2 separate regions of the Homo sapiens genome follow, and region 2 is linked to region 1. Evidence: chromatin loops called from intact Hi-C (ENCODE). Cell type or tissue: IMR-90. All regions are shown on one strand. Region 1 holds the start of LOC112268077 (a long non-coding RNA gene). Region 2 overlaps INPPL1 (inositol polyphosphate phosphatase like 1).

Region 1 (2,500 bases):
TCATACTTCAAGTGCCTGAAGATGACTCATCTTGATATTTCCAGGACTGTTAAGTTGCTTTGGCAACCAGGTCCTCTCAGGGATGTGATCCCACCGGCAGATCCATCTTCCTAAAACATATCTCTAATCATGGCCGTTTTTCTTGACCAAGGTTCCTCCAGAGAATTGAGCCCTCATTCTCCAAGGCATCCATCGTACACAGGAATTAACTTCTCTCCCAGGAATCTAAAATGGTACTAGCTATATATATATATATATATATACACACACACACATCTTTGGAAGCATTGAGAAAATCACTAGTCAATTTTTTTTTGTATGTGCTTCAAAGGAGAACCCCCAGCTAAGAGAGGTTGCAAGGGAAGAGCATGAATATTGGAGTCAGGATCTTGGTACCAGCCCTGCCATTTAATAGCTATGTGATCCAGGGCAAATTACTGACTGTTCTGAAGTTCTTTCTCCTCATCTGGAAATGGGGGTGGCGCCACCTACCTCCTAAGGATTTGTAAGGATTAGGACATATGTACTTCTCCAGAGTAGGTACTTTATATATAGTCTCTGTTATTATTAACTTCAGAAACACTCAGTGCTCACTCGTTTAAAAAAAAATTCTAACCATACTAATGCTTTTAACTGGTTTTAGAGTTGTTCTAGTCTGACCCTCACCTACCTTTTCCCCTACTGGAGCCCTAATACTCCAGCTACACTGTGTTCCCACCTTGGTGCCTTTATTCTCGCAGTTTGTTCGGCCTCTCTGTCCCCTTTAAGACCATTTTGCATGCTGGTGGAGTTCCTTTTACCAGTCAGTCACCAGCCTCATGCCACCTTCCTTCTGAAGTCTTTCCTGTTCTCTGGATTTGGGTCCAGTCTCACTTACTAGACCAAGGTGGATGAAGGCCAGGCCTGTGTCTTTTTTTGTCTCCATCTCCTTTGCTGCAATGCTCTGCACATGATTTAGTATGTTTTTGAATTGGATGCACTGATAAATCTCCAAAACCACTGTAGGTTTTCTTTTGGGAGATGTGGTGTCTTTACTTTTTGGTCTACTCTTTGCTGATCCCCTTCCCCGACTCTTAATTTCCTAATGTGTCTGACTTTTTAGAGCTTCACTTATGAGCCACCTCTGCCTGGCTACCTTCCTTCTCCTTACAGTCATAATGCCACTTCCTTTTCAGTCACTGGTGCTCTCACTTCAGAAACACTTGGGCTTTAACGAAACTTAATACTTTCCCTGGGGCCTCTCTCAGCCTCCTTCCCACCTACTTTAGTGAATCCTCCTTGCCCCATCTCCAAGTCTGCACTGAGTTATCAGTGTTAACTAGCCATCATCAAATGAGTCCTTAAATTCCCCACCATCCCTGCCTGAGGCAAAGATCCTTTCCAGTGGTGCCATCCCCTTTAACAGCCTCTTGGCTTGTTGTCAGGACCCAAAACTTAAGAGTTCGCTTCTTGTTACACTTCACCGTCTGTCCATCTGGCGGCACTGCCTGATGTGGAGAGAATCAGCTGTGCCTCAGGCTGTCTGTCCTCTGTTGAAGCTCCACACTCTGATTCACGCCAGCAGTACAGAGAAGGGGAATGAGCACTGGGTGAAGGATCAGATGTTCTGGCTCTGCCACCAACAAATCCTTTCACCTTTAGGCATATCCTCTCTCCTCCTCAGTAAAATAAAGAAGTTAGGATAGCAGATCCCAAGGACCCCTTCCAGCTCCAGCATTCTTTCACTTACCAGATTCTTACTGATCATCTCTGCTGCCACAAGCCCTGCCCTAGGCACCAAGGAAATAAAGATGATCCAGACATGATTTTTGCACTTAAGTAACTCACAGTTCTATGAGAAAACCAGACATTTTAACCAAGAATTGCTATCTGGTGTATTAATGGAGATCTGTAGAAGGTGCTGTGAGATCACAAAGAAAAGACCTTTTAAATCTTGAAGAGGGCAGGGAAAGCATGATGTAGGAGATGGTGTTCACACCAACTCTTGAAGGATGAATGCAAGTGTACCAGGTAGATGAGGTAGGAAGGCGGAGGGAGCAACGTGTTCAAAGGCATGGAGTATGAAGCAGCATACTTTACTCAGAATATTGCAGGTAGTTCAGAAGAGCTGGAGGGTATCAGAGGGCAAGAATGGAAAGCAGGAGCTAATATTGAAGGTCACTAATGTAAGCTGTGCTGAGGAGACTGGACTTATCCTGCAATGGAAAATCATTAAGATTTAGAGGAGGACTAGGATAGGCTTTATGTATAATGTGAAAGATAGTTAAAATGTTTATCAGTAGCTGAATGGATGAATAAATTGTGGGATGGTCACACAATGGAATAATGTACAATGGGCTTGAGTCAACTCTTGCTGTGTGCTACAACACAAACCTTACATCAGGTCACAAGCCAAACAGAAGAGTGCTTACTGTATGCCTGCATTTAAATTCCAAAATAGAGAAAACTAATCAGTGGCATAAGAAGTCAGGGTAGTGCTTAACCTCGAGAGTGTGGGTAG
Region 2 (2,500 bases), 110 kb after region 1:
TCCCTACTGTCTCACCCCTCGGTGTGTCCTCCCCAACTTTGGAGACCAAGTCAGGGCCACTCTCGTCCTCACCCACCCTCTACCAGCAGAGCGGAGTTCTTTATACCGGGACCTCCTCCAGGAGAACCCCGGAGCTCCTTCTAGCTTGGCCTTCTTTGGATGCGGTATCACATGAGGCCTGTCCCTAACAGTGCCCTCAAAGTGAAGGTCCTCAAGGAGGATCGGCACAGCCCCCTTCCCTGGCTCTGCAGCGGCTGGGTCACCCCTTACGCTGGTGATCAGGAAAGCCCGCTGCCCCACCCCTCGGGCCCACCCGTACAGAGGCTGGTGGTCGCCGGGATAATTAATGACCACCGCCAATTCATCCCTCACGTGTCTCCTCTCTTCCCTAGCCCGTCTGGCACAGAGGGTGGACCTGTTAGAGGAGTGGAGGGGCTGCCTGGGGAATGGGACAGAGGGATTCTCTTTCCCTAATTTTTTTGGTTGTCCTTTTTCTTTGAAAAACTTGTAATTTATTGAAGTTTTACTCAATCCAAATAAAACTTAATTTATTGAAGACATCACGCCGCAACCCTTACGACTGCCCAGGAGGCTGCTTGCAAGACCCTGTCCCGGGCTGAGACCTGCGAGGAACCTCCCTCCCCCACCCTGCCGCCGTGCATCCCCAGAGCAGGGCAGCACAGACCAGGAGACAGTGAGAACTAAGCAAACTGGCACTTTATGGCTGAGATCCTGCCCCACCCCAACCAACCCCAATAATATTAAGGTGCTCTCCCTCCCCAGACCCACACAGAACAGTTTAAATAAACCCCAGCCCGGTCCTCGGGCTATTCCTTCATTTCCGGACGGACACCCGCCCCCACCCCCAGCGGGGGTGGGGAGGTCTTAGCGGAGCTCCTCCGCTGTGGTTCAGGCCCGGTGGAAGGCCGCAGAAACTGGTGAAAGTGGGGGCCCAGACGTACCCAAATGGACCCCCACAGGCACCCCTGGGGCTGGGAGGCGGGGTCCAGTAAAACAGGACAGCACCAGAGTAACCAGGGTCCTCGGTAACCATGGCAACTGACCTTCCGTCCTGAGCCTAAAAGGCGAGGGGCAGGATGCCCTAATTAGGGCATTGCAAATGATTGGGCAGCGGGGAATGCAGATCCCCAATAAATAGGCACCCCAATAAATAGGCAGAGAGATACTGCCCTGACCCTCATAACTTTTCAACCCTGGGGCCATAGCTGGGCCTTGGTAGCAGGGAGGGGCTCTGAGTTCACAGCTTCGTGGTGCCTCCGCTATCACTTGCTGAGCTGCAGGGTGTCCAGAAGGAGGCGCTTGTGAGCCGGGTCCTGCACCCCAGCCTCCTCCAAGTCCTCCTCGGTGATGTCACTGTGGAGTAAAACAGGCTGGGAAGTGAGATGGGCAAGGGGATCCTGAGGGCCCCAGCTCCGCCCCCGGGGCCAGCCCCTCCCCCACCTGAGAAACTCCAGGTCGTCCCAGCCATTATGCACCAGGCCCTCCTCATAGCGCTCCAAGCCGATGGCCCGCAGCCAGGCACTCATGCCTGCCTCGCCCAGCCCGCTGGCCCGCCCGCCCTGCAGGCACGGAGCCTAAGGAAACAGGGCATGTCAGGGGGAGCTGAGTGCCCCCCATAGAAACACCTGCAGTCACATTCTGCTGCATGCTCTGGGGAAAAGGAAGGGAAGGGCTGGGCTGATACATGTGTCTCCCAACTTCCCAGTGATCAGTTCAGGGTAGCAGGGACACCATGAGTGCTGAATGGTGGAGTGAAAGGGTACCAGTCTGTGGGCAAGCACACTCAGGCACACACAGACAGCCACCCTGCTCCACACACCTCCTCTGCCAGGTCTTCCTGGATGCTCTCCCGGATGCGGGGTGGAGGGAAGCTGAGGGGCCGGCCATAGTCCGAGGGCAGTCCCCGGGGGGGCTGCAGCTCCAGGGGGCCTGGGAGGAGCGCTGAGCGTGCAGGCCCAGCAGGGGCATAGTCCACCTCGCTCAGCGTCTTGGCCATCTGCAGCACCGAGCAGGACCGGTCATCCCCACTGGCCACTTCCCCCAGGAAAGTGCTGGCTGGTGAGGGGCCTGGGGGCAGTGGAGGCCTTGGATGGGCCTTGGGAGGTGGTGGGCCACGGGCCTCAGCCCCACCACGGCCCCGGACCACTGGCCCTGGTAAAGGATCCAGGCTGGGGGGCAGGAAGATGGCTGAGTCCGGCAGTGGTGGAGGTGGAAAGTCTGGAGGGGGCAGTGTGCCTCCAGACTCCTCATCTGAAGAACTCCCCTCTCCCACACGAGGGTGCCGGTGGTGCCCAAGCTGTGGAGCAGGCACTGTAATGGCCACTTTGTTCTTGGTGGCAGATGGGACAGGGGCCCTGGCAGGCGAGGGTGGCTCCGGGGGCAGCAGCTGGTGCGGGACCCCTTCAAGGACGTAGTAGGCAGGGTTATTGAAGCTGTTCTTGGGTGGGGGGGCCGCCACCCCTTCTGGTTCAGGAGCTCC

What was found. A loop is a pair of places that touch in the nucleus more often than their neighbours do. Peaks named below come from ENCODE experiments on the same cell type or tissue, not always from the same donor. Only the 100,000 strongest peaks of a DNase experiment are listed, where the experiment ranks them.
Region 2: a loop joins it to region 1, with 5 times the contacts of the local background. A loop is called at or near these places in 1 of 110 quality-filtered maps.

What each region holds. Positions count from the first base shown.
Region 1 is chr11:72,352,041-72,354,540 of GRCh38, reverse strand. The region is part of intron 5 of CLPB (ClpB family mitochondrial disaggregase); the gene reads left to right. It overlaps LOC112268077 (a long non-coding RNA gene), which reads right to left and starts at 25. Exons shown (of 3, transcript XR_007062768.1): 1 at 1-25. In IMR-90, CTCF peaks have their summits at 496 and 1,483; a DNase peak (open chromatin) is centred at 1,490.
Region 2 is chr11:72,237,137-72,239,636 of GRCh38, reverse strand. INPPL1 (inositol polyphosphate phosphatase like 1) reads right to left here. Exons shown (of 28, transcript NM_001567.4): 26 at 1,841-2,500; 27 at 1,462-1,595; 28 at 490-1,374. The coding sequence ends at 1,284. PHOX2A (paired like homeobox 2A) reads left to right here. Exons shown (of 3, transcript NM_005169.4): 3 at 1-560. Among named protein-coding and RNA genes, the nearest start is that of PHOX2A, 5.8 kb to the left of the region's middle. In IMR-90, a CTCF peak has its summit at 1,310 (motif pointing right); a DNase peak (open chromatin) is centred at 1,316.